Regions from separate parts of the Mus musculus genome. Here all the other regions are linked to region 5. The links are chromatin loops, found by intact Hi-C in ENCODE. Cell type or tissue: left cerebral cortex. All regions are shown on one strand. Region 1 overlaps Gm40385 (a long non-coding RNA gene). Region 2 overlaps Gm40385 (a long non-coding RNA gene). Region 3 has its middle 12 kb from the start of Mir680-3. Region 4 overlaps Gm40385 (a long non-coding RNA gene). Region 5 overlaps Hdac9 (histone deacetylase 9). Region 6 overlaps Hdac9 (histone deacetylase 9). Region 7 overlaps Hdac9 (histone deacetylase 9).

Region 1 (4,000 bases), 100 kb after region 5:
GTTACAGTTAAGAGATTGCATGAAACTCAGAAGAAACTTTGAACTTTTAAACACTGTTGAGACTGTGATAGACTACGAGGAGTTTTGAAGTCAAACTAAATGCATTTTGCACTATGATATAGACATAAGCACACGGGTGCGAGGAGTGGAGTATGGTAGAGTGAAAATGGTTCCATAGGCTCATAGGAACTGACAGACACTATTGGAAGGTATGGTCTTGTTGGAGTGGGTGTGGCTTTGTTGGAGAAAGTATGTCACTTAGGGTAGGCTTTGAGGTATCAGATGTTCAAACCAGGCTCAGTGTGGCAATATCTCTTTCTTCTGCCTACCAGTCTGGATGTAGAACTCTCAGCTCCTTCTCCAATACTATGTCTACCTTCATGCTGCCATGTTTCCCACCATAACAGTAATGGACGAAACCTCTGAAACTATAACCCAGCCCCAATTAAATGTTTTCCTTTATAAGAATTGCCTTGATCATGATGTCTCTTCACAGCCACAAAATCCTCAGACAACCTCCTATTGGTTAAAAGTTGTAGGAGAATCTCTATACTGCTAATAGTACAATTTCACTACATACATGAAAACAATATTTTGATGATCAAAATCCACAGGTTTGGTTCATCTTTGTGACTGTCCTTTTTTCATTCTGACAGGATATCCTGACCAAAAGCAGCACAATGGAGGTAAAGGCTTATTTGGCTTACAGTTCCAGTTTCTGCTGTATCATTAGGGGAGTCAAGGCAGGAACAAAAGCAGCTCGTCACACCACATCCACAATGAGGAGAAGAGAAGACTTAAATGCATCTATGCTGCCTGCTTACTTACTAGTTGTTGTTGTTGTTGTTGTTGTTGTTGTTGTTGTTGTTGTTTTACTCAGCTAGATTTCTTCATTGGTATGGTTCAGGGCCAAGCCCATGAAATGGGACAGCTCTTGTTCATCTTGTGTCTTCCTCCCTCAATTACAATGAAGCCAATTCCCCACAGGCTAGCCTGATCTAGATAATCCCCCACTTAAGACTCCCTTCTCAGGTGATTCTAGGTTATGGCAACTTGACATTTAAAACTGCACAGTAATCAAATCCCTGGCCCCCATGGCTGTAGGAGCCTGGGACAGCTGCTTGCTCACATCTCCAAGGTCAAGAAGAACAGCACAGAAGGTGGGGCAGGGTCCAAACCTTGGTTGCCAGTCTCCTCCAGAGACGTAGTTCCTCCAGCAAGAGCTCCTCCTCCTGAAGGTTTCACAGCTTCCCAAAACAACATGGCCACCTGGGTACTGAGTGTTGAAACACGTGAGTTAAAGATTGGACAGTTTACTCCAAACCATACTGAATTCCCTGCCATAGTGGATCTAATCATGGTGAATATACTTACCTTGTTGGTTCATCTGTTTAAACACATACTTAATAATTTGATAATGTAAAATCTATTTACTTTAAAATTGTTTAGTTGCTGATGAGTTTTAGGTAGTACAATGCTGTCATATCAAATAAAATTGCAAGTCCTTAAAGAACTTAAAGGTATTAAACAAATAAGGTTTGCCTTGACTAAAAGTCTTAAAGTAAATGGTGAGAAAAAAAAATCTCTGTCATGGATAGATTTGCTTTCAGGGAAGATCAAATTAATGAAGGCTTACCGCCAGGGAAAATTTATTAACAAAATCCTCCTGCACATGCAGGATTAAACACAAAGCAATTAATGAAAATTGAGTATCATTCATTCATGAGTGGAGAAAGTATGATCTAATCACTTGAATGTTGTTATGACCTTCATTTCCCCAGGCAATGACAACTTAGGAAGCTACCAAGCATAAGCAATTATTACATTAGTGGTTGGGCTAACTCCCATCTTGATTTTTTCCTGGGATTCAGGGTCTCTTTTTCTGGTGGAACTATTGTAAAAAATCCATAGATGCAGTAATTTTCCTATGCAGTGTTAGTTTAGAAATTTCCATGTACATATCAGAAGGTCAAATAAATATTAAGAAGAACTATTGGCTTTCTTTATCATCTCCTATTTATGGAGAATTCATAATAACAGCATACCTTCATTGAATAAAGCAAAGACTCCAGGAAACAGAAGGGAGATTTACAAGCTCTTTTCCTGTTGGAAAGGTTCTAGCCCAACTCCCCTCTAACTGCTACCCCAAGTAGATAAAATCTCAATGTAGTAAAATCTCTATTTATGCAGTTCAGCATCACCATGGAAACGTCTCCCCCTCAGTGACATAATGAGATGGTAATGAAAACAGCTGCCACATAATGAACCTAGGCACAAACAGAGGCCGAGTTACTCATGCCAAAAAGTGAATGGCAGGAGGGTCAAATAGATGGGGGGCGGCCATGATCAGAGAGTAACAAGAAAGCCCATCAGTGGGTGTTAAGGAAAGGGGCGGGCAGAACTGCCTGAAATTGTAATACTGAAACTCTCAAGAGTTTTATTATTGCAAATTTTGATACTGGATCTGTGACATTCCCATGTAGAGACGATAGGATGTAGAACCAGAGTTTTTATTTTCTGAGCTCAGCCTAATATTTCGCATGTCTAACACTTTATACTCGAAATGCGTGGCTTGACATCTTAGGATTGTTTATTCTGCTGGGTCTTAAGGAACATGTGTAAGATGAGAGCGGCGTTGGGTTGGGATGCCAGGAGGATAGTGCCGTTTTTCAGAGAATGAGAGGAGATGATGCCTTCCTTCAAAGCACTCCCAAGTGGGTGGAAATTGCACCCTTCCTTTCAAGGATGATCTGAGTCCACTGACTGGAACTGGCTGATAGACTTGCATGCACTGAGCAAGAGAGACAATTAAAAACTGTCTTGCAGAGAAACCCACATTAAAAGACATGAATTCAGAAAGACTGGGCCAAGAGAAAGAAACAAGGCTTGGTTTGAGGGAATCTGAGAAATAACAAGGAAACTAGAATATGACAACATGAAATTTATATATGCACATATGTGTATCAACTTTATATACCATTTATATGACAGTTGAATTTAACTTCAATCTATTTATCATATGTGCATACAAACATAGGTCACACACATATACACAGAATCAGTTGAAATTCTCTTGGTCTAAGTTGGTCTAAATGACTTTTAGACATTCCCCAAAGGTATCCAAATTCAAGGACTGACAAGAAAGCCCATCAGCATTATGGGAAGGGGCAGGAAGACCTGCCTAAAATTATTGCCTGCCTGGGGTGCTTGTGAAGTGTGGTGAAAGCTTAAGAGAGATGAGGCCTGCTGGGATGAAAGTGGACACAAGAGGTGTGCCCTAAGAGAGGACATTGGGAACCAGGGCCCTCCTTTCTCCCTTTGGTTCCTTGTCACGGAGAGGTGGGCATGGTCCTCTGGTACATGCTCCCCACTGTGATGGTCAGCCTTGTCAAATCATGAAAGCAGCCAAGCCAGTGACTGTGGGATGAAATGTTTGAAAAGAAGACCCCCAAATAAAGTCTCCTCCATTATGTGTATATAAAGTAGGAATTTTGTCACTGTGCTGGAGTGTGATGCATTCTCTTTATGAGAAAACTGTTTTTGTAAAATGAAGGTTTTGGATGAACTCAGGGAGACTAGAAATGTGATAAAGCTAGTCACTAAAAACAAACAGAGAATCTTGCCTTACCCTAGATTTCATCCATGGGTAAGTAGACGACAAATGCTAGTACTTTTGTCACTACATTTCATATGTGATGCTTGTTTGACATAAACGTTTTACCTCGTGATTGCTGTGTATGTACGCACATCTCCTATGTGTGTTTATATATACACACACACAAGGAGAAAGCTACTATAGAAGAAATGATGTGAAGGAATAGTGGGTATTCATTTATGTCAGTCAGGACTACTGAATCTTTCAAAACATGTTGATCAAAATCGTTCTTTTTTTAATAGATAATTTCTTTTTATTTTATATTCTTATATTTTTGCCATCATGAATATCTGTGTAAGGATGTCAGAAGTCCTGGAACTGGAATTATAGACAGATGTGAGCTGC
Region 2 (4,000 bases), 90 kb after region 5:
CTGAAATGTTTAATACCAGAAATATTTTTGGACTTTGAAAAGTATTTCTTTTCAGATTTTACAATGGTTTCATACACACATACACAGGGAGAAAGAGGTAGGGAAAGGTGATGGAATCCAGGTCTTAACATGAAATTAATGTATGTTTCTTTTGGATTTTTGTTATGCAATACTTCCCCTAGGGACACTGAAGCAGTGTCTACTTACTCTAAATAGGGAAACAGTAACAGACCAAAGTAAAAATTTCTTTCTCTCTTTCTTTGTTTCTTTGTTTCTCTCTCTCTCTCTCTCTCTCTCTCTCTCTCTCTCTCTCCCTCCCTCCCTCCCTCCCTTCCTTCTTTCCTCTCTCTCTTTTTTTCTTTTGTCCTTTCTTTCTTTCTTTCGTTCTTTTTTTCTTCCTTCCTTCCTTCCTTCCTTCCTTTCTTCCTTCCTTTCCTTCTTCCTTTCTCTCTCTCCCTCCCTTCCTTCCTTCCTTCCTCTTTCTTTCTTTCTTTCTTTCTTTTGTTCTTTCTTTCTTTCTTTCTTTCTTTCTTTCTTTCTTTCTTTTGTCCTTCCTTCCTTCATTTCCTTCTTTCTTTCTCTCTCTCTCCCTTCCTTCCTTCCTTTCTCTCTCTCTCTCTTTCATTCTTTTTTCTTTCTTTCTTTTGTCCTTTCTCTTTCTTTCTTTCTTCCCTTCTTTTGTTCTTTCTTTCTTTTTCTTTCTTTTTGGAGAGAGTGTCTCACTCTATAGCTTTGGCTGTCCTAGAAGTCACTATGTAGACAAGGCTGAGCTAAAATTAACAGAGATCCTCCTGCCTCTGCCTCCCAAGTGCTGGGATTACTAGTACACTAAACTTAGACATTTATTACAAATATTAATGTCTATGGCGTGTATTTCAAAAACAGGCAGTGGTGACAGAAAGAGAGAAAGAGCTAGGCAGAGGAGGGTACAGACCCTTTGCTATGAACCAATTGAGAATTTGATATGAGAGTAAATATACAGCAGTTGTTTTTAGCATCGTATGGAATGCTGTGAATGTTTAATAGCCAGCTATCAAGAAACCAAAAGTCCTGATTTTAGCAATGCAGATTTCTATGGAGAGAATGCTCACACTGTCAAACAAGCTGCCAGTGTAAGTCTACTGGAAGAAACAAAGCATGACTAAAACAGGGAAAAGCCTACTCTCGCACAACTCCTATATACAGCCCCTGTATACAGCCCCCATAAACAACTCCTATATATAGCCCTCATATATAGGTCCCATATACAGCACCTATATACAAGCCCCTATATATAGCCCCATGTACAGCCCCTATATACATCCCCAATATACAGTCCCTATATACAGTCCTTATATGCACCCCCCATGTACAGCCCCCATATACCACACCTATATATAACTCTCATATACAGGTCCCATATACAGCACCTATATATAGTCCCTATATGCAGCTCTCATATACAGCCCCATGTACAGTCCCATGTACAGCCTCCATATACAGCCCTAATAGACAGCCCAGTATACATGGCAATTACAGTCATATAGAGAACTGCCTGCAATTAACTTGCTGACTTGTAACTGCTTAGGTTATTCAGTTTTACTGCAGGTCTCTTCCTGAAAAGGGCTGAATTGCATTTATCAAAATAAGGCCAATGAAACAGTATTCCAAGAAGGCTGAGTCATGCTCCACAAACTGTCTCTAAAGCAACCAACCAGTGTTGCAGAATACACACAACATTTCCTGACCGTCTGTCCTGATGATGAAATAATCTCGGTTTTATAATTTATATTCATGCACGTGGAATTCCTATGCAGATTTCTAACATTTACTGAGACCTACTACTACTATTCAAGGCTTTTTTAAAAATAGTGGCTGGAGATGTTTCAGTGGGTAAGAACCTGGGTCTGATCCCCAGCTCCCACACAAGAGCAGGGCGCATTGGCGAACACCTGTAACACCGGGGCTAGGGAGACAGGCAGGTGGATTCTGGAGGGTTCCTGGACAGCAGGCCGAGCATAATGTCACAGGCTCACATAATGTCAACCTTTGGTCTCCACATGTGTGTTTTTAGGCAAGTACATGCACACTCACCTACTCACACATGCCCAGAATGAAAACTATAATTTTTTTTTTTTTTAAGAATAGTACCTTGGCCCTGTACTCAGACTTTTCTTTTAGTAGAGGCCTTCAAAGATTTTTTTTTCAAGAAACATTTTGATTTTTGAAATAACACTCATTTCCACACGACCAATAAAAAGAGAGAATGAGGAACTAGAGCTAGGAATTGGGCAGGAGGGAGCTGAGCTAAAGAAGAGAACCTGTGGAACGTGTAACTGGAGAGCTGAGAGAGTTTCAGGAAAGTTAAGGCTGGAAAACATTTAAAAAGTAGTCGGCTAAAAGGCACACAAAAAGAGTGCAAACTGACCCAGCTAAAGGTGACAAACCTAAATTGATATGAAAGCGGTCTGCCCATAATAATTTTGGACAACTTTGATTTATTTAAATGGATAAAAACAAAATGTTAATTTATGGACATAATTTGGTCTGCTAATTAGTCATGCAGCACAGTGTTGCCCTTCGACAGTTTATTTCCATCAGCAGAATTAATCACAGCAGAGCAGATGCTGAGGGGACAACCCAAGGTTAAAACGAATGATACAAAATAATGAACCGCAGCCCGGGATGATAACCTGGAGAAAGCCATGATTTATTGTTCTGCCAGAGTCCTCTGTGGATCGTGCAGCCACTTTAAGGGAGGCTGTCTCCATTTCGACCAGATATCTCTGATTATAGTGATCTTTTACTTTGCATTAATTTTATCTGCCTTTGAAGGTAATGTAACTGTGATAAGAGCCAATTAGTTTTGCACCATCGAGAAACACAATGGAAGAAAACAAAGATAAAATTAACTGTCTAAATGAGAGTACAAGGCAATCTCATCTTTGCGATTCTCTTGTAAGCCAGAGCCCCATACGTTCAGCATCATAAACTGAAGGACGAATGTAAGGATGTGTGAGTTGGTTCAGATCCATGTAGTAATGAACAGAGTTTTTCTAGAGTAACATTAGCCGGTAATTCAATGCTAACTTTCCACAGAACTTGAGAGCTCTATCTATGGCTTGCATTACCGACTGACACAGATGCCAGGTACCAGGTGGGGAACTAACTTGGTTCTTAAATGTTCAAATTTAGGAGTTGATTATGGGAGAAAACAAGCAAGATGGTTGTCTGTTGTCTTCTGCCATGGTCATCTCCCTAAGTGTTACTAAATGTGGCAAGCTTCCCATGTTTTGCTGACTGTAGTTTTGCCAAAGAGAATTTGGTGAGATTAAACTTTCACAGGCACTTCCTGCTTGTTTAGCTTTACCTCTGGTAAGACTTGGGCATAGTGGACCAACTGTATAGTTATATCGCTTAAGGTTTCATTTTTCTATGAGACAACGGCACACCACAATAGCTGGTTTTCTTTTTCTACTAAAAAGGTAGGTAATTAGAATCTTAATAAAGGTTTTTTTGAAGGTTGAAAACTGATTGTAGTGTTTGTTGGCTGTTTTTGGTCCATTTGTCTGGGCTTCTCTTTGTACTACAAACAAAAGTCACCCCTCCCTCCTAAAGTAGAAAAGGAGGTTGGAGACTTGGCTCAGTTGTTGATCAAAGAATTTAAGCTTCAGCACCTAAATAAATAAATAAATAAATATTGGATTTTAAATATTGACCATTTTGACTTCTTAAGAAATCTGAAGAGAAAAGTAAAATAAGAAAAGCCAAATGCTAAACTTGACTATATGTACAACATCTGATGAAGTCTCTGTAACCATAGCTTTAGTGGATGAAGAGAAATCAAACAGATGATTGCCATGGAGAGAGTAGAACAAACAAATGGTGTTAACTCATAGAAGAAGAAATAACGAGGCAAAATAAACTGAGTGGGGAAAGAATCAAACTTAAGTAACAGCAGTGTGTTAAAACATACTATTCGTTCTCACCAAGGCAGGAAAGGGAAATCAACATACAATGC
Region 3 (4,000 bases), 270 kb after region 5:
AAAATAAGACATTGTAGAGGGATCAAAAGCTCTCAGGGGTTAAAGTTCTTGCTGTACAACCTCAAAGACCAGAGTATTTGATCCCAGAGCCTCAAATCCCTGAGTATCAGCTGCATACATGTGACCCCAGTTACAAGCAGGGGTGGAGTCAAGAGGATCTGGGGTTTGTTGGCTTTTAGGCTAGCTGAGGAAATGAACCCCAGGGTTACACAGAGACTTCCTATGTCTTTAGGTTTCTTCAGAGTTATTGCCTCAATGGAATAGGTGGAGGCCGATAGAAGAAACCCAGTGCCCTCTTTTTTTTTTCCTATAAGTATGCAGGTGTGCATGCTCACCACACACATTTTAAAGAAGTTATTTGTATGTGGGGAATGGTATGTGTATGCATTCGTGGTGTATGTGTGGTACGTGTGTGTGTGTGTGTGTGTGTGTGTGTGTGTGTGTGTGTGTGTGTATGTGTATATGCATACACATGGAAGCAAGAGCAAGCTGGTTGTATTTTCTATCACTCCTTACATTATTGCTTTGAGAAGTGGGAGCCCACTGACCTGGCTAACCTGGCTCTATAGAAATCTCCCAAGATCTCCCTGTATGCACTCCAATCCCAGAGGTCACAGACATATGACCTCCAGGTTTTGTTTGTTTGTTTGTTTGTTCGTTTTGTTTTGAACGTGTGTGCTGGAGATTTGAGCTCAGGTCCTCAAGTCCTGCAGTTTGCTCAGCAATGCTCTTACCCACTGAACTCATCTTCCAGGCCTTGCACTTTGTTTTTGAGACAGACTTTCTTACTGAGACCTGGGACTCACCAATTTGTGTAGGCTGGCTGCACAACCAGCCCCAGGCCTCCTGCTATCTCTGCCTCCCCAGCCCGTGAGACTACTCCTACCTGCTACCACACCAGCACTTTAGGTGGATACTGGGGCTCCGACTCAAGCCCTCACGCCTGTTCAAGCACTTTACTGACTCAGCTCTCTCCACAGCCCTTAGCAGACTTTTTTCTACTTAAAATGTCCATATTGGCTTTGATGCTATTACAAGTGGAGTGTTAAAATTTTAGTGAGAATATTATATTTTGTCTAAGAATTAACTTTCATTTTGAGTGGAGTTTTCCTCAAGAATTTGTTCTCAAATTACTTTGTGGCATAAAGAAGTTTGAGAGAATAATCCAGGTCACGTGAGTGCTTCATCTCCTTTGAGTTGTACATCTCTGATTCGCATTTCTTCAGTGCAGGTATAGCAAGGAGCCCTCTGTGCTATTACACTGTAGGAAAGACACACAAAAACATTTTTTCCTCCCAAATAATCATTTTGGAAATCCTTTTCCTTCAGGTTTTAGTCATTGTAATTCTGAAGTTAAATGAATGGCTTTTCTTTTACCCAAACTGTTATATAAGTTTCTTCTATGAAATATACCTTAGATGTCTACATACCCTGTAATGCTCCAGGGAATCTGTCTTAAGTATTTCCTGTCTCTTATGAAGTAGGACAACTTTCAAAATTCGAAAAATAGGTATTAGAACAGCAATGAGCACTCTCGTTTAAATAGCCATCTTTTCCAGGCAGGGCCGGGGCTTGAGAGTGAGGGAGAATTTGTGGCATAGCTGGTTTCATTCTATGAGTTTCAAAGAAGACAAAAATTACCTTTTGCTCAGATTTTCTTTACAAAGTGACAGGGGCTCACCATAACTGAAAACTAAGATTCTTAGTTTTTGGCCTGTGCTGGGATAAACAGTTGAGGGAGCCAGCTAGCCTTCTACTGTCCCTTACACCGGAAGGCTCCAACTGTTAAGCAGCACCCCCCTCTAGTGGCCAAATCGAAAAAGACAACTCAGTGTAATGGCTTGGTCTGTTCCCAATGGAAACCTAAAGTTTGGAAACACCTTGGTCTTTCACATATTGCCAACACAAGTTTTCACAGTGACTCCGATAGTCAGCTCAGATCCAGAACATTCCTATGTGTTCACAGTCACAATCTCTTTCCCCTTTCTGCTCCCAGTGTTAATATTGCTTAGATTTCTAAATCTTGGATGTGTCGCACAAAATGTGACTAAACATCAGCTATGGCTTTGTCTCCGGCAAGAGCGCTCCCACAGCAGGAGAAAAGGGAAGACTCTGAGAGAATGGGTGCGACTCTTAGCTTCATTTAGGGCAGTAGTTCTCAACCTTCCTAACGCTGCAAACCCTTTAGTACAGTTCCTCGTGTTGTGGTGACCCCAAATATAAAATTATTTCTTGGCTTTTATAAGTTTGCTACTGTTATGAAATGTAATATAAATATCTGACATGTGATCCTCCCCAAAGGGGTCGTGACCCACAGGTTGAGAATCACCGCTTTAGGGCTCGTGAAACCAGAGGCCCAGAGACCAAGCAGCATCAAAACACGTGACTGTAAATCATGGTCCTTGCACCCAGGACAGACTTGTTCTCAGGGCAGAATGTGACAAGCTTTAAAAGGTCGCTTAGGTAACCTTTCTGTCTTTCTGATAGGTCGGGACTTAACTTGACCATTAAAAGAGGTTTTGTTGTTGACGCTCGTTTATGTGTGTAAGGGGGTTGGGTGAGACGGACGTCACATGGCCACCAGTGGGGAAGGACAGCTTTCTGAATTGGTTCTCTCTCCCACCATGTGTGTCCCTCGGATCCACTTTGTGTCAGGCTCTGTGGTAAGCCTCCTTGCCTTTGCTTGCTGAGCCATTGTTTTTGTTTATGTGGTTTGTCTTATTGTCAGCCGACTGTGATGGCACGTGCTTAGCACCCTAGGACTCAAAGTGTCTGAGGCAGGAGGAGCTGGAGACCAGCCTTAGGAAAATAGCAAAACACTCCCCCCCCCCCAAAAAAAAAAAAAAAACAAAACAGAACAATCTTTTTTTTTTTTTCACTTTGAAATGTTATGAAACTAGTAAGTCAATTGAATATAGAGTTTGGACAGTAGGGATTATTCCTGCCTAACACACACCCACCTTCAATATGTAAAACAGCGCCATCCGCCGTTGGTACCCACGCCTCATGCTCCACTTCTTTCTCACTTCCATCTTATTCCTCGGGTCAGAGAGCAAGGTGCTTACTTTACCACAATGAGGTGATTAGTGCAGCGGACTGTGTTTGCAAATTGCTCATTGGCAGATGCAATGTTGAAGGGTTGCTTTTCCCTCTTTTATTTATTATATATGTTCATTTTCGCCTTTCTCAGCCTTGGGGGGTCATTTTATAAACTTACCTGTGTGCTTCACTTACTCAGGTCTGAGACAGAATGAATGTCTTAGTTTGTTGTCTCTATGCCCGTGCAGGGCACTCGCTGCAGAACAGAGCTGGCCATTTGCTACAAGTCTGCATGGGCGCATCTGTCCAGAAGGCTCATGTGTGGGAAACTTACTCTCCAGCTGATGGTGCTGTTGAGAGCTGTTTAGATCACATAGCTGAATGGGCTGCTGGGAAATGCATCCTAGTTGCCCAAAGGGTGTGTCTGGGGGAAAGGATGTCCTTGGAGGGAATGAGGGTGTGTTTGGGCCCCCAACCCTTCCTCCCCATCGCCCACTTGTCTGTCTAGGGTGAGACCCTATCCTATGCTCTACGGCATGCTCCCTGCCTAGATGTTCTGTGCTGAGGCCCAGAAGCAAGGCAAACATGAGCACAGACCCAGCAAAGCTTCTCTCAAGCTGCTTTCTGTGTTTGTTGTTGTTACTGTTGTTCTTGTTAACCAAAAGATGAACCCACAGCACAGCTTAGTTAGGAGCCAGAGAGATGGGTCTTGCAGCATGATTAAGTTAGAGCGAACAGGGATGGCTCCTGCAGCATGGCTAGGTTAGGAGCGAGAGGGATGGGTCATTCGAGTTCTGCTGCTGCTGAGTCTGTGTATTGTGACATCGGGGTTGTTACAGGAGGAGGCAAAGGTTTTGTATACACATTTTCTAAATGCATCCAAGTATACATCAGGATCACCTCCTATCATTACATGTTGTACTGTGTATGTTTCAGCTCTTTTTCTTCTACTGACATTGGA
Region 4 (4,000 bases), 110 kb after region 5:
CTTGCTGTTTGTTTTATTGATGAGTAGGGTTTTCTCAGTTTTTTGTATATTCTAGCTACAAATCCTCTAACAGGTGTCTTGCTTATAAAGATTTTTTTTCATTCTGTAGGATGTCTCTTCATTTAAATGATGGTGCCCTCTGATGTACAGATTCTTAGTGTTCCTAAAAACAGAGGAGGGCGTAGGAATAGGACAAGCCCAAGCAAGCAAATTCCAAATAACAGCTTCTTAGGTATTTGACACATTAGCCAGGGTCTTTGAGGTTCTCGGTGGACCATTTATAAAATGCAGAGCAGTGAGAACTGCGGGATACCATGTACCAGGCGCTGGGCACAAACATAATCTTGTTTCTCACTCAAAAAGACACAGGATTGTATTTTTAGCTTCTTTTTAAAGAAATCCTATCTTTGAGGCAAAGTTTAAATCCTTTATGCATTTTTTTTTCTTCTGCTGATACTAAAAATGAAAGAAATCTGAAGTGAAAAGTTCTTGTGGTATCTGCTTTGCCGGCATTCCTGGGGCTCCTGGGACCAGACCGCAATGCCCATGGGTTGGTAAAGGGCATGGAGATAAACCTGTCCAGAGACAGCTATAGGGAACAGTGTCTGCTTTATTCATGTAAACAACTACTTATAGAATGGAAGCCTATAGACTGTGTTGGTAATCTATGGTATTACCTTGTATTGGACAGGGAACGCTTATACCACCAGGGTCTCTGTGTGGACAAACATATAAACAGAGATGTGGAGAGTGCAGACTCACCTGTGGGCCAGGTACAGGCTATTTGTGCTACTTCAGAATTCAGTGTTCTGATTTCTGGGCGCACTCAGGAGCCTGGTGTGCCCTGCTTGCATTTTCTCCTAAAGGTGCTAAAGAGCTATCTTCTTGCATATCCTACTTTTAAGTCCCTTATAAAAATAAAACAGTACATCCCATGCCAGTGTGTTTCGGTGCAAGCGCTGTGAGGAAGCGTTGTTTTGAAAGGTGTAGCACCATTCTTGAATCTATCTAAACTCTAACTTTGACTATGTAGGTTAAAAAAAAAAAAGATGCAAAGAAACACAGGTATACATAATCCTCATTTTGGTTTGTCTGTTTGTAGAACAATTTTCCTTCAATTAAGTCTATACTCTAACTAGTCTCAGAGCACTAAGAGTCCCGCATAACCTTGATTTGGTGAACATTACATATTCACAGGGATCATTCAGGATGCGTTCTCTTCTGCATGATGGGAGCACAACTTTGACAGAGAACTATTGCCATGCTAAAGCGGATTACATTCTTTTAAAAAAAGATAGTTAAAACCTTCATCTCTATCTGTTCTTGTCTGCTTTATCCTATTCAGTCGATGCAATCAAGAATGGCAAGATACATGGAAAACCTGTACCTTGAGCCATGATTTTATTCTGAAAATCAGATCTATTTTTAACAGATCCCAAGAGCCAGGAACTAATTTTTACACAAAATTATGCATTCATGGAAAAAACTGTGAATGAATCTATTGCCTGTTTAAACAGCTTAAGAAACCATGGAGTAAACTGCCACCTAGAGTTGAGATGGGAATTCGGCTCAACATGAAGTATCAAGGCCAGCGGATCAGCCTGAGGGGTCTCCAGCTCAGCTGTCTCACTTTTAACATATGCTTGGAAGTCCTTCACTCAGTCTATCCTGTATCTGTATCCTGTCTCTGTAGGTTTGAAGGTCTACTAAAAGGAGCATGGGTCTATGAGAGTCAAAAGGCTATGATTTATCGGTTGTTTTTAACAATAATCTCTGGGGAATTGTTTAAATACTAGCAAATAAAGATACTACACCAAAGGACAAGTTAGTTGGAATGGTTCATGGTATAAATCTCTGGAAGACTTTCAGCACACTCTGTTATTGCTTTTGCTGTTTCTTACATTCGCACACCAGAGGCTTCCAGGGCGTGATGGGATCGATGTCCAAATCTATGAACTGGGCAGTTTTAATGAAGTGCTACGGTCTGGACAGCTGATACCTCACTCCCTTATCTAGGTTTCTCTAAAAACACACCCTTAGTTGATCCCCTGAAATTAGCATAGGAACCAGAAGAAAATACACATGGCGTGACAAATGGTGAACAGCTGTTTCCACCCCCAAACATTTACCTAATCACAGAGTGGAAATATCTTCCTTTGTCTTAACGTCCCACAGGCCGGTGGGTCCAGCCTCACCTTTCTCTAGGTATAAGGTGTCTGAGCTGAGACTATGGAAGTCAGCTAGTTCCTCTTGCATGAATTACAGAATCCTGAGGTGTGTGTGTCTGCCACCTGGGTAACCTTTTACTCTGGCCATGCACCTAAATGATATCTATAAGGCTGCGAGGGAGAGGGAAATGGCTTGTTGACTTTTTATGCCTCATGTAATGGCCCATTTCTTTCCTACCTGACTACTTCCTCATTCTCATGCCCTCCGCCCACAAGTTTATTAGGCTCATTCTCTCCCATAAAACTCTAACAAGCCTTTCCCCTCTCTCCATTATTATCTCCATTGATCAGTAACCAATGGCCTGGGAGCTGAATTATACCCAACCTGGTCCCACCTCTTTATTTTCATTAGAATACAAAATAATGACTTAATTATGAGAATTTCATATGTGTAAATCAGCAGTGATTTATAGAGTAATAAGCTTACATTTATTCACCCTCCTTACCCTTGCTTGTCTCCCTTCTCCCAGCCTCTGGTTCCCCCTCCTTTAATCCCAGTAGCATGCCACGCCTCCACCCACGTAGCTTTCACATCACATGTTTACATCTATATTCTCTATTTGAGAAGACACATGGACACATGCTGTCTTTCCCTTGCCCTTATCTATGTTATGTGCATATGTTTTTGCTTTAATCCCAGGTGTGGAAGATGAGGCTGCTTCCTCTAGAGTATCCACAGCAGCTATCTGTGCTTCGTCTGGTGCTCTGGCAAGGGTGTGATTCTGCCAGCTAGAGGTAGTTCCTGCTTGGAATTCTGAGGACTCTTTAGAGGGTATAAAATTACCGGGAGTCTATTATAAATAAGGCTGCTATGAACATAGTGGAGCATGTGTCCTTCTTAACGGTTGGGACATTTTCTGGATATATGCCCAGGAGAGGTATTGCGGGATCCTCCGGTAGTACTATGTCCAATTTTCTGAGGAACCGCCAGACTGATTTCCAGAGTGGTTGTACAAGCTTGCAATCCCACAGATGCCTCTCAACAGAGGAATGGATACAGAAAATGTGATACATTTACACAATGGAGTACTACTCAGCTATTAAAAAGAATGAGTTTATGAAATTCCTAAGCAAATGGATGGACCTGGAGGGCATCATCCTGAGTGAGGTAACCCAATCACAAATGAACTCGCACAATATGTACTCACTGATAAGTGGATATTAGCCCAGAAACTTAGGATACCCAAGATATAAGATACAATTTGCAAAACACATGAAACTCAAGAAGAACGAAGACCAAAGTGTGGACACTTTGCCCCTTCTTAGAATTGGGAACAAAACACCCATGGAAGGAGTTACAGAGACAAAATTTGGAGCTGTGACGAAAGGATGGACCATCTAGTAATTGCCATATCCAGGGACCCATCCCATAATCAGCTTCCAAACGCTGACACCATTGCATACACTAGCAAGATTTTGCTGAAAGGACCCAGATAGAGCTGTCTCTTGTGAGACTATGCCGGGGTCTAGCAAACACAGAAGTGGATGCTCACAGTCAGCTATTGGATGGATCACAGGGCCCCCAATGGAGGAGCTGGAGAAAGTACCCAAGGAGCTAAAGGGATCTGCAACCCTATAGGTGGAACAACAATATGAACTAACCAGTACCCGGGAGCTCTTGTCTTTAGCTGCATATGTATCAAAAGATGGCCTAGTCGGCCATCACTGCAAATAGAGGCCCATTGGACTTGCAAACTTTATATGCCCCAGTACAGGGGAACGCCAGGGCCAAAAAGGGGGAGTGGGTGGGTAGGGGAGTGTGGGGGGGTGGG
Region 5 (4,000 bases):
CACAGGCCTCTGACACCAGCACCTCTCACTGCCGACAAGTGGGTGATGTCCTCAGAGCCAAGCTACCAGCTAAGCAATCAGGGATCAGGGAACGCCCCCCTCTCCTCACTGCATCCCATCCCCACTGCGGTACCCCGAATTTACCTTAATGAGCTTAAGATTCATCCACTGGGCACTTCACTGCTCCATCTCCCATCCTCCAACCTCCTGAACTTTTCTGAAAACCCAGTACTCTGTTGTACTGACTTGGAACTGAAGCGCCCCTCCAAACAGCAAAGGTACCCCACTAAGTATTTCTCCCCTCAAGCAACACGTTGGCAGTACAAACTTTTCATTCATAGCTTGGTTCCGACAGGAATAGGGTGTGTGTTTGGGTAAGGAGGGAGACAGGAGGGCGAGGTAAAAATCTGGCCAGCGACCCTCGCCTAGGCTTGCCTAGCCAAATGCCAAGGTCTTCACCAAAACCACCACCCAGCACCCAACTTCTGACAATGGTACCCACCAAGCTCCGGGCTGCAAGATGCAAAGCAAGTGGAGTGGAAGTCCCGGCAGAGATGCTGCCAACCCGGAGAGCCAGACAGGGAATGCCGCGGCGCGCCCGGAGCACGCGTGGCCCCCAATTCCCAGGGCTTTCCCGGGCAGAGCCAGCCCCGGCTGCGGTGCCACTCACCTCCGCCCGCTCCCGCCGAGGCTGCGCGCCCTCCTCCGCCCCGCGCCGGCGAGCCCCTAACTTCGCCCCCTTCTCCAAACAGCCATCTTCCGCAGCGCAGGAGGGAATGGCGAGGCAGGAGGCCGAGCGCGGAGGGAAAGTTGCCGGCGGGGCGCGGCGGGGCGCGGGCGGCGGGGGCGCGCGAGGCTGAGGCGCTGCGCGCCGTGCGGGAGGCGGGCGGCGGCGAGCTGCGCCGAGCGGGCGGCGCGCGGAGGACGGGCTAAAAATAGCGCGCGCTGGGGAGGGGCGCGAGGGGGGACGGGGTGGGAGGGAGACCGCGGGGCCGGGCCCGAGCCCCGGAGCGGCGGAGCGGGGCGGGGCGGGGCGGCCGGGGAGGCGGCGGGGCCGGGCTGCAGGGACACCTGGGGGCGCAGAGGGCGGACGCGGAAAGGAGGCGCGCGGGCAGCGAGGCAGGGGACTGGAGGGAGATGGGGGATGTCTGGTGAAGCTCGGGGACCTGGGAGACGGACAGAGGCGGCAGGCGCCAGGTGACAGGCAGGCGACCGGGCTGGTGCGGAGGAGGAGCGCGGCCCGGGCCTCGCCCTGCGCGCCCTCCAGCCCCGGTCGCTCAGGTGCGCGCCTGGCCGCGCAGACTGTAGGGAGCGGAGCACCCTGAGAACGGAGAACCGTAGGGCAGGACCTAGTGCATCCCTACACCCGGCATGGAGCTTGGGGGGAACGGGGTTGTGGGGGCGATTAAAGAAAATGCTGCTACGTTTGGGGTTGTTGTTGTTGTTGTTGTTGTTGTTGTTGTTGTTGTTGTTGTTGTACCTAATGGGAAATGTGAGGAAACATGGTGATGGAAGTATTATGTAGGTTTGCCGTGTTTGAAGGCTGCACGGAAGAGCGCAGCATCGCTCTGGAACCCGCCCTGGCAGAAAGGAGGCACTGCTGGGTTCGGGAATTGCCTAGAGGGCGTCTTTGGTGCTTAGTATTTTACCTTGGAGACTGAAAAAGAAATTACAGCTATAACTTGTCTATACTAATATTCCTAATGTCTGTAAATCGCTTTGTAAAGTAGGCAACACTAAATATTTAATAAAAAGGCTAATCCTGAATATATTTTTTCTAATGCTAAACACCTGCCCACTCAAAAAAAAAGGCTAGTAATTATAATTTTAAAAAAAACGGTGATCTAAAGACCAATAAAAGCAAGTGTCTACATGTGCATTTATGGTTTTCCTCTGTACTGGCTAAAACACCACTCGTTCACAGATTACACAGACCCAGAGAGCCCTAACCCAGCGCCCTCATTTCCAGCTCAGGGACCTGAGACTACAAGATCAACATGATTTGTGCAAGGTCTGGTAGTGGCAGTGTTCCTCTCTAGAACTGAGTTGCATAAGCCTGGGACAACTTGAAGGCTACACATTCCATGTCATTTAAGATGACTCAGCATTTGTAGTGGCTATAACTATGATAGCTAGATGTGCCCCCACAGTTTACCCCAACTGTAAATTTGTACCCCAGGAGTGAGAGTGGACAGTTGGCTTTATATTTGTAAAAGAAAAGAAAGCTGGTTGAGGTGAGGAACCAGTGGGGGATCCAGACTTGGGAAGAAATAAAAGTCACTCTTAATGATGTCTTCCAGTGGTCGGGCAGCTTGTCCATACTAGAAAGTCAGTAGACGAATCTTGATATCAGGCCCTCCACGGTGAAAGCATTGGTGTTGGCTGGACCATTTCAGACATGCTTTTCAGATTGTCCAGGTTTATTTATTCAGATAAATACCTATTGACCTGCCAGGCCTTGCTTTTCAAAATGGAGTCTTTGGTCAAGTGTCCGGCCTTCTACCTTTTCTTCCCGTTTTTGTTTGCCTTCCACCGACTCCAAGAGGAACAATTCACTCTATCATCTCTCAAAAAGGACTTTCTAGAAAAGTGTCATTGAAACTCATAACAGTATACATTTCTAGGAGCTCAGCGGTCATATGAAATGGACCCATGTGTAACGATGTGGACAGAATAACTTGGAGTTTGCTCTTATATTTAGGGAAGGTTAGTTTTTTTTTCATTTTTATTAGATATTTTCTTTATTTACATTTCAAATTTTATCCCCTTTCCTCATTTCCCCTCCGAAAACCTCCCCATCCCATCCCTCAACCCCCTGCTCTCCAACCCACGCACTCCCACTTGTTTTTAATTTACCATTAGTTACCTCTACCACATAAGGCATAGTTCATAGCTGACAGCTTTCTTCTTCATCATTCTAGTACCAACTTCAGGGCCAACTCAGAGAGAGAACTTGCTGGTTGCTACTGCTGATTCACGTATTTTAAGTTATAATTTAATTAAAGTATTATAATTCCTTCTAACAGTTCGTATTCTCTGTTCAAGCCTGTACTATACTCTGTGTGATTCTGTATTTTTTTTTCTGGCTTCATTCTCTCCTCAACTGAGCTCTAGGAAGACCAGGTAATTCTTTTTTTATTTCTGGTGTTTTCAGTAGGATTTATTTTTAAAGAAAAGTTTTAGATTTGAAGAGAAATAAAGACTACATTAGGTATTGGGCATCCCTAATTCCCAAATCTGAAATATCCCCATATCTCAATGGTTTTTAACTAACGTGACAGGAGCCCCAGAATGTCATACCTGACCTCATATAATAACTGGTTGCTGTGAAAACCTAGATACCCTAAAAATATTGAATGAAATTACCTCAGGCTATATGTTTGGGAATATGTGAAACAAATGGATTTCATATTTAGACTCAGCCTCTTCCCCCAAGAAATGTAATTATGTGAATATTTCAACATATAAAAACAATATGAATAAAAAACTAAGCCACTTCTGGCCCCACACATTTTTAACCTGCATGTAGAATTTTCGTGTAGCCATCACATGCAATACTACTATCATGAGCTGCTCTCAGTGGCTTAGCATGTTTCCTATAATTAGCAAATGGTTAATCAGATAGAATGAACCTAGAATCATGGTTTGTCATATTTCATTTCTTTTTACATAACTTCCCTTTTCTATTTAGGATCCCAGCTAGGATCCTGAGTTGTACTTGTCATGTCTCTTTAGGCTATTCTTGGCCATGAATTCCTCATATTTTTCTTGTTTTGAAAACTAACTTTGAGAAGCACTGGCCAGCTATTTCATAGGTTATCTCTCTATTGGAGTATATTTGTTTTTCTAACAAGTCCTGAGTTGTAACTCCTAAGGTTCTATCCCTTGATATTAAATCATCAAGAGACTATAACAGTGTCATAATGGATCACTGCAGTGTTGACACTAGTGTCTGTCTGTAATAGTATTTGCCCATGTCTACACTGTAAACTTACTCTCT
Region 6 (4,000 bases), 240 kb before region 5:
GTATGTTATCACAACAAAGTAGCCAAGACAAATTATAAAAAGCTAGCAGTTCTGAAGTAAAGAGAGATCAGCCCTAGTTCTTGGGCCTACATGGTATGCACTCACTGATAACTGGATATTAGCCCAGATGTTCAGAATACCCAAGATACAATTCACAGACCACATGAAGCTCAAGAAAAAGGAAGACCAAAGTGTGGATGCTTCAGTCCTTCTTAGAAAAGCCTATGAGAGGAGATATAAAGACAGAGTTCGGAGCAGAGACTGAAGGAAAGGCCATCCAGTGACTGTCCTGCCTGGTGATCCATCCCATATACAGTTACCAAACCCAGACACTATTGTGGATGCCAACAAGTGCTTGCTGACAGTAGCCTGATATAGCTGTCTCCTGAGAGGCTCTGCCAGTGCCTGACAAATACAGAAGTGGAAGTTCACAGCCATCCATTAGACTGAGCACAGGGTCCCCAGTGGAGGAGCTAGAGGAAGAACTCAAGGAACTGAAGGAGTTTGCAGCCCCATAGCAGGAACAACAATATGAACCAACCAGTACCCCCAGACCTCCCAGGGACTAAACCATCAACCAAAGAGTACACATGGAGTGACTCAAGGCTTCAGCCATATATGTATCAGAGGATGGCCTTGTCTGGAATCAATGGGAGGAGAGGTCCTTGGCCTTGTGAAGGCTCGATGCCACAGTGTAGGGGAATGTCAGGACAGGGAAGTGGAAATGGGTGGTTTAGTGAGCATGGGGAGGGGGAATGGGCTAGTGGGGTATTCGGAGGGGAAATGAGGAAAGGGGATAAAAATTTGACATGTAAATAAAGAAAATATCTAATAAAATGAAAAAAAGAGAAAAGTCAAAACAAAAAGAAAAAAAAAAAAAGAGAGAGTTTCCAGGACAACTTTCCAAGGAGCAGGTGTTGCAGGAAATACAGGGACCAGCAGCAGAAATCCTGAGAGACAGAGGTATCACAACCTTCTAGGAGATATGCCCTGGTGATCTGAGGACATCCCACATCCCTTGCCTTCCTCCAAAGCCACTGGGAGGAGGCTAAGTCATGTCCTATTGGGTGGCACACATGTAAAACACAGCAGCCCATCAGTTAACAGAAATTGGGGAGACTTTGAAAAACAGGAAGAGACACCAAATGAGTGACTCAGGACGCAAAAAACAAACAAACAAACAAAAGCAGAAGAGACCTAACAAATCAAAGCCCCGAACTCTTACCTCTGGGTTCCCAGATAACAATGGGAAACTTCAACCTGCTCTTGCTGTGAGATTGCAATGAATGTTAGCAGGTCCTTTTCAAATGCAGGTAGGAAAATAACTCCATTAACTATTGCTAATAAGAAGCAATCATCTAACGTTTTTAGATAGGACAGTTTGTTAAGAGTCTATCCAATGTTCTATTTCTAATTTAAATGAAAAAGGCATTTTCACGACAAGAGAAAGAACAAACTCTTCTTCAAACTAAAGAGAAGGGTCTTCGTAAGACATTCACACCCATTCTTTAATTCAACTTAATGGTAGAAAGGAAAAGAAAAATGAGAGATAGAAGTTGACACTTCAAATAAATGCAGGGCTATAAAAGTTAAAACAGAAAGTGACAATTTCTGAGATCTAAATGGCCACAATTCTTTTATGTTGAAGCAGCCACAAAGAAGAATGCTGATGAGGACTGCCTGTCTCTGAGCGCTGTCAAATTAAATGTATTTTGAAATCATCTCATTTAATGTATTGCCACATCAAACTATCAATTTCAAACATTTTATGGATTCTTTTTCGATGCAAACATTTTCGTTTCCTTTTTTATAACACAATTACTGCTATTTTAGGAGGATGAAAGAAACTTTCTTAATTATGGATGAGAACATAACTTTTTTTAGCAAATGATTTGTAATTAAACCAATTACGTTTAGTATTCACGAACTCAGAATGTCTCTTCTGTATGTACGAAATTAGCATTGGTCTACTCTAGTCTCCTTTGGCAAACTCTTAGAGGGGAAATGACTTCCTAAAAACTTTGGAAAACCTACCTTAAGTCTCAAGAGATTGCTGCAGCATTTGGAACATGAACGCTGCTCTTTGAGCCTTTTTAAGAGAACCCTAAGTGAAAAGAAGCCCTGACTCATGACGCCAGGAGCCACCAGGGGGAGTCAAATCCTCAAAACATAAGTGAAGGAACAGGCTGAATGACGCACCAATCAGGAAAGATGGGCTGAGACAGGTGATGGTTATAAGGTCAAAACAAGGGGCTGATAGAACATTTTAGCCTGAGAGGAAAAAGAAAAAAAATGACCTGATGCATTCATCTTGAGAAGAACATATTCACCTCTTTCTATGAAAAGTCCCAGAGTACAATAAACTAAGAGGTGCTTCTCTGCTAACCCAGTAATTCTTATAGGGAGAGGGCGCTGGCTTTAACCTCCTGTTGTCTACAGCCTCTGAATCAGACCCTGTTCTAACACATGAGAGGGACGAAGGATTAGCCTGATCTGCAAGAATTAACAACTTCCACACACAGGAAGGAGACATTTCTGAGAACAATAAAGAGGCCAGCAAAGATATCCAGCAACAGAATAAATGTGTTCCTGTATATACAGTTTCAACTCAACATGGCATGTGCATTCTACAAAAAGTGAAATTACAGAATGGATACAGTCTACAAAACAGGAATTCTGACTTTAAGAAGAGTACCTTTTCAGATGGGGGAATTACCTAAGTATCTGATTAAAACCCTACTGTCCACATCTTCAGGACACAGGCCAGGGCGAGTACACTCAGTTGCTTTCTGACCTGGCCTTCTCTAGGATGGAACCCTGTTCAGATCCTTCCTATTCAAAGATATTCTGATGCAGAAGTTCTAGAAAATACACACGGAATTTGGTCAGGACTCGATTCAATAGTTAACTGAATAAAATAGGGTTGCTCTGACCAATTTTTAGACCATATTAAACTGTTTATCGGATTAGTAGGCTCATGAAGATAAACACAATATTTTCCCACTTTTAGTAAAATAAAACTATGATTCATCTTAGTAAAAATAAATACATATAAAACTGTTAACTTACTGAGGAAAAATTTTTCCTTAAGAAAAAGGAGATATAGTATAGATCAAATATACATTAAATCACTTTGCTTGAATCAAATGAAAAAATGTAGAGACAGGAAAAGAGGTATAAAACAAGGTAGAAATTTATTTCTTTTTTATATTTTTCTAGATCTTTAAAAAAGTTAGGGCTGGAGAGATGGCTCAGCTGTTGAGAGCACCGACTGCTCTTCTGGGGATCCTGAGTTCAATTCCCAGAAACCACATGGTGGCTCACAACCATCCATAATGGGATCTGATGCCCTCTTCTGCTGTGTCTGAAGAGAGCAATGGTGTACTCATACACATAAAATAAAGAAATAAATCTTTTTTTTAAAATGTTAAACATAGTCTACTTTATTTGAATTTAAATGCAGTTTTAAGACAAATACTGACACATGAAGTTATAAAATTATAGTTATTATGGGGTGTATTGTAATATTTTGGTGCACATATTTATGGTATAGCATGTAAATCTGTTTAAATGCACTTGCTACCTCTAAAAAGCTTCAGGTAGTCATGGTCAAACATGCAATTCCTTTCTTGTAGATTTCTGAAATGCAAGTACAGTAGAGCTATGAGCAGCAAGACCAATCTGCATGGGTACCTGGGACTCCCTGCTCTTACTTTACTGTGAACAGCACTTTCTGAACAACCTTGTGTTTAAAGTGAACATGGATTTCAGCAGAGCTGAACATATCAGGCACAAAGGCAGGTTGGGTCACATAGTTACACTCTGTTTTAGAAATAAATGAAGAAACAAACAAAATAGAAACATTAACAACAGAAAAAAATATTTGCTGTCTTTATATAAAGACATATGGTCTTTCTCTCCTGTTCTGTATAAACATTTAGATTATTTAATAGAAACAGAAGTTCAATGAAGTAGATATACATTTTGGAGTAAGAAAGCT
Region 7 (4,000 bases), 85 kb before region 5:
TTGAACTTTTTTGCTACTTACTCGCTGTCCTTGGTTGCTCAGTTAATAAAGTAAATGTCTGTCAAACATGAGGACCTGAGTCTGATCCCTAGACATCCAAGCATGGTAGCATACGTTTACAATCTTGTGCTGGGGTGACAAAGCAAAGAGATCCCTGCTGCTTGCTGGCCAAACATCTGCCTACCCTAAAGGCAAGCTGTTGATCTATGAGAGACTTAAGTATCTCAAAAGAAAAGGAAAGTTAGACAGCACCTGAGGAATGGCACCTGACGTTGTGCTCTGGCATCCATAAACATACATGTTCTCACACACACACACATACACACAGCTACTAATAAGCAAAAACTGCATTAATTTTTAAAGTTGGAATTATTAGGTCAAAAAAGCCATCGAAAATGAATGGTTATAATTTTTATGGACAGCTTGGCAACCCTCAAGTCCATGACACTTCCTCACTAAGTGGGAATTCGGCATCTTGTCAACACACAAAGAAAAGAGAGCGAGAACTAAAGGAACCAAGTAAAGGAGGCATAAGCTTTAATTGGAAATGAAGGCTGGAGCCAGGCATAGTGGTGCATGTCTACAAAAGCAGCACTCAGGAGACAGAGGCAAAATGACCTAATGTAAGTTCGAGGCCGTCCAGGTCCCAGAAAACAAGACGAAGTAAATGTCAGCATAAACACGCACATGTGTTTTACTCCAACAGAAAATGTTGTGCTTCCTCGGTTTACTGCCTTAGGAACAATTCGTTCACAGAGATCTTAGCTTCCTAATAATAAATTAAGACACAGTAAATCAGAAATGGAAAAGACTGCTGTGCACTGAGTCATACACGCAAATCAAAACAACATAAAGATTGAGCACACACGGGAAACTATAGAAAGTAAGGCATTTGAAGGTGATTTAAAAAAAAGTTTGAGCTACCTCACATTCCCCTCTGCAGTCCCTTAAAATTATTACAGCGTTGTGAGAGTGGAGGGAGATGGAAAAGAAGACAGGAGGGGTGTTTAAATCTCTTAAAGGCAAACACTGGGCAATAGAGAAAGGAGGAAAACATTGGGTAAGGGCTTCATAGAATGTTGCCAACAGAAGGCTGTCCACAATTATTTTGTATCAGAACCACAGCTTCACTCATGAAGCTTCAGAGAATACCCAGTCAAGCACTGCTTTATAATTGTGTTCATAAAAAAAAATCAGTGCAAATCATCTATCACTGTATATTTAGCCTAGATTTTTTTTTTACTTTTAATTGATTCTTCCTAAATTTCCCATCATGCATCCTAATCCCACCCCATCCATTTACACACACCTTCTGCATTTGCAACCTCCCCATCCAAAATAAAATGAAATAAGATAGAATATTAAACAATTCTTATAGTGGAAGCGTAGTGTGTCACAATGTGTTGCATAGTATACCCCTTTGTCAGCACATCATAATTATGTAAGGCCTAGTCCCTTCTTAGAAGGGTACAACTGTAATACTTTGTTTCTGAGCCTCCTTTGCAGTTAGATATGCCAGGGGATTGAATTATACCCAGTGGTATACAAACAAAAGCACAGAACCTGTTACCACAAATATCTCACTTCTTCCATAGTTCTTCCATCACTTCAACAGAAGAGTGCCCAATGTCTTGAAACCATACCCTGAAGAAGTTCAAAGGACCAGACCTACACAAGACCTTGTACAGCAACTAGAAATAACCGTCATGACTCTGGAAAGTGTGTCTAGACTCCATGTGACTAAGACAGAAGGTTTGTCTATAGTGTTACAACAGCAAAGGCAATAAGCAATCTCTAAACTACCCACACATGTAAATTGTGAAAACCAAAACTGAGAACAAATAAGTTGTCCAAATACATTGACACTGAACAGTGTAGAGAAAGGCATGTGTCTCTCTGAACAGTCTAGAGAAAGTCCTGTCCCAAGCACCATTGCTTGGGAACTGGAAAATGAATAAAACGTCATCTCTATATTTCAAAAATAATTTCCAATTTGGAATTTTGACTTAGAAGTAGCAAAAGAATAAATCATTTCTCTGTTAAATTGATGAAAAATAGTTTAAAATAAGTAATAAATTTATAGCAATGCTTCCCACGAATACTGTAACCTGGGATATAATCTTGTCACAACAATATCTTCAACAGACTGATCTATTTTACTATCTGGGAATATTTTTGAATACTATTTGAAGTAGATAACTGGCTAAGAGCCTGAAGATGTTTGGGCTACTTGGTGCTTCGTGTAATAGGACCTGACCCGCATCTCACTACAAAGCCAAGGTTTAGTGTGTATCTAGGGAAGCCATAACCTACTTCATTTGTGCTAAGAGTCTATTTCATTAGCTTTCATTTTTATGATAACATACTGGTTAAAAAAAATGAAGAAAAATCCTCACTTGAACATTATGTTATTTGTTTGCAGCTTTGTCCTGGTTTTAGCTTCCTGCTTAATGACCAAACGGCACCACGGTGGGTAACGCGCTGGAGCGAAAGTGGTGAATCATTAAAGAGTTCGTAAATTTTAAAAACAGGGGCAGGCCTTCTGGGTCCCATATGCTTCTAGAAAACTCACAGTTGTGCTGTATTAATTGAACCATGAAGCCTTTATTAGTTCCCTTTAAAGATGCTTGCGGCAAAGCTTTTATTAATGCTTGCCCTCGAATTGTTTATGCTACTTAGCATTTCCATAACAATTTATATTTCAAAGAACTTTTTGATCATTAGTTAAGTCTATTCTACATTTCTATAAGGGAATACAGCTGTTTAGCAAAACCGAGACAAGAAGGGAAATTCCTGCAGTAATTTTTTTTCCCAAGATTTGCCAATGAATGTGAGAAGATGGACCGAATACAACATTCACAAGAATGCTGTGGAGCTCCTGCTTCAATAAACAAGCTCGTTCTCTTACTGTTAGCAGGTAGACCATTTCTGTAAGTATTCCCACAGTGATGAGGAAGGGAGAAGCAAGTTATCATGAACAACAAATTCTATCGGTTGATGGAGTAGACAGGGCTATAGCCACAGTACTTCAGAAAGCTTCTGAGGAGCCCCAAAGGGCACAGCTTTTCACAGATCTCCAGGTGCCATATACATTGGCCCTGTGCTTGAAAAAATTCTTATAGATTCATTTTTCTAGAAAATTACATCATTAAAATTATATTTGTCAAAATTAAAAATCACACCAAGATCATTTTAAGGTTGATGTACACAATTATTTTATTCTTGAAACAGTTTATAGCTCAAACATGTTTTCTAAATTTTGTAAGGTTGTGTGAAAAATCTCTTCTGTGTTAAACTTCTCTTGAAGAAAAAATAAAAATAAAAACAGAGGCTGTGTAAGCATCCCTTTGGCCCATCTTTTACCTCAGAAAACTGGGATGGCCTAGAAAGCAAATAAGACCTGTTAGGCTCTGGAATTTTCCCCACAAAATATATCTCCTCTAGGTTTCAATGGACTATTTCATGTGGTTACCATATGAAATGTTAGCTAACAAAAGAGACTTAGCATTTTTCTTCTTTGCAATGCCACCAGATGAGAATCAATAGGGCTTTTAGGCAAATGAAGAGTATTTTGCACGTGGCAATATCTTTCATCTAACTCCTAGCCCTCTAGAGTTTTATGGTAAAGCTCACTGACAGAAAAGAGTCTGAGAATCTGCGTTTTGAACACCGACCTACGTGATTTCTTATCTGCTGTTCGGGGAACACAAAGTTAACTGAGCCCTGAAAGTTTTTCCCTTTGAAACTTGGCCATCCATATAGAAGATATGGAATCTAGACTGCTGTCCAGAAGAAACAGGTTTTGTAGTCTTACATTAAAATACATATGGCACTGAGTGGGCCAAAACTTTAACTGTTTCTGTCTCTGTCTCAAAGGGTGCTGTCCATAGGTAGAATGTATGTTTTACTAGGCTGTATCCCTGCTGGAGAGCATACTACCTGACAAAGAGTCCATACTCAGTAAGTTTTGAATGGATAAATAAATACTTTAGCTGCATCA

What was found. A loop is a pair of places that touch in the nucleus more often than their neighbours do. Peaks named below come from ENCODE experiments on the same cell type or tissue, not always from the same donor. Only the 100,000 strongest peaks of a DNase experiment are listed, where the experiment ranks them.
Region 1: a loop joins it to region 5, with 2.7 times the contacts of the local background. A loop is called at or near these places in 6 of 42 quality-filtered maps.
Region 2: it touches region 5 in a loop (2.6-fold over the local background); 3 of 42 quality-filtered maps call a loop at or near these places.
Region 3: a loop joins it to region 5, with 2.6 times the contacts of the local background. A loop is called at or near these places in 4 of 42 quality-filtered maps.
Region 4: a loop joins it to region 5, with 2.5 times the contacts of the local background. A loop is called at or near these places in 5 of 42 quality-filtered maps.
Region 6: it touches region 5 in a loop (5-fold over the local background); 10 of 42 quality-filtered maps call a loop at or near these places.
Region 7: a loop joins it to region 5, with 2.3 times the contacts of the local background. A loop is called at or near these places in 3 of 42 quality-filtered maps.

Annotation. Positions count from the first base shown.
Region 1 is chr12:35,006,284-35,010,283 of GRCm38, forward strand. Gm40385 (a long non-coding RNA gene) reads right to left here. Exons shown (of 4, transcript XR_872675.1): 3 at 1,179-1,276. Among named protein-coding and RNA genes, the nearest start is that of Gm40385, 13 kb to the right of the region's middle. In left cerebral cortex, no CTCF peak of the experiment used is centred here; DNase peaks (open chromatin) are centred at 2,243 and 2,668.
Region 2 is chr12:34,996,323-35,000,322 of GRCm38, forward strand. The region is part of intron 3 of Gm40385 (a long non-coding RNA gene); the gene reads right to left. Among named protein-coding and RNA genes, the nearest start is that of Gm33864, 7.4 kb to the left of the region's middle. In left cerebral cortex, no CTCF peak of the experiment used is centred here; a DNase peak (open chromatin) is centred at 1,663.
Region 3 is chr12:35,181,082-35,185,081 of GRCm38, forward strand. No RefSeq gene overlaps it. Among named protein-coding and RNA genes, the nearest start is that of Mir680-3, 12 kb to the right of the region's middle. In left cerebral cortex, CTCF peaks have their summits at 1,804 (motif pointing left) and 3,379; a DNase peak (open chromatin) is centred at 1,808.
Region 4 is chr12:35,014,698-35,018,697 of GRCm38, forward strand. All of the region lies in intron 2 of Gm40385 (a long non-coding RNA gene), which reads right to left. Among named protein-coding and RNA genes, the nearest start is that of Gm40385, 4.9 kb to the right of the region's middle. In left cerebral cortex, a CTCF peak has its summit at 1,538; a DNase peak (open chromatin) is centred at 1,524.
Region 5 is chr12:34,906,110-34,910,109 of GRCm38, forward strand. The region is part of intron 2 of Hdac9 (histone deacetylase 9); the gene reads right to left. Among named protein-coding and RNA genes, the nearest start is that of Hdac9, 9.0 kb to the right of the region's middle. In left cerebral cortex, a CTCF peak has its summit at 1,602; DNase peaks (open chromatin) are centred at 9, 606, 1,245, 1,569 and 1 more place; H3K4me3 peaks cover 2,047 bases; H3K27ac peaks cover 1,345 bases.
Region 6 is chr12:34,662,805-34,666,804 of GRCm38, forward strand. The region is part of intron 3 of Hdac9 (histone deacetylase 9); the gene reads right to left. Among named protein-coding and RNA genes, the nearest start is that of Gm46347, 120 kb to the right of the region's middle. In left cerebral cortex, a CTCF peak has its summit at 2,134 (motif pointing right); a DNase peak (open chromatin) is centred at 2,147.
Region 7 is chr12:34,820,875-34,824,874 of GRCm38, forward strand. The region is part of intron 3 of Hdac9 (histone deacetylase 9); the gene reads right to left. Among named protein-coding and RNA genes, the nearest start is that of Gm46347, 35 kb to the left of the region's middle. In left cerebral cortex, no CTCF peak of the experiment used is centred here; no DNase peak of the experiment used is centred here.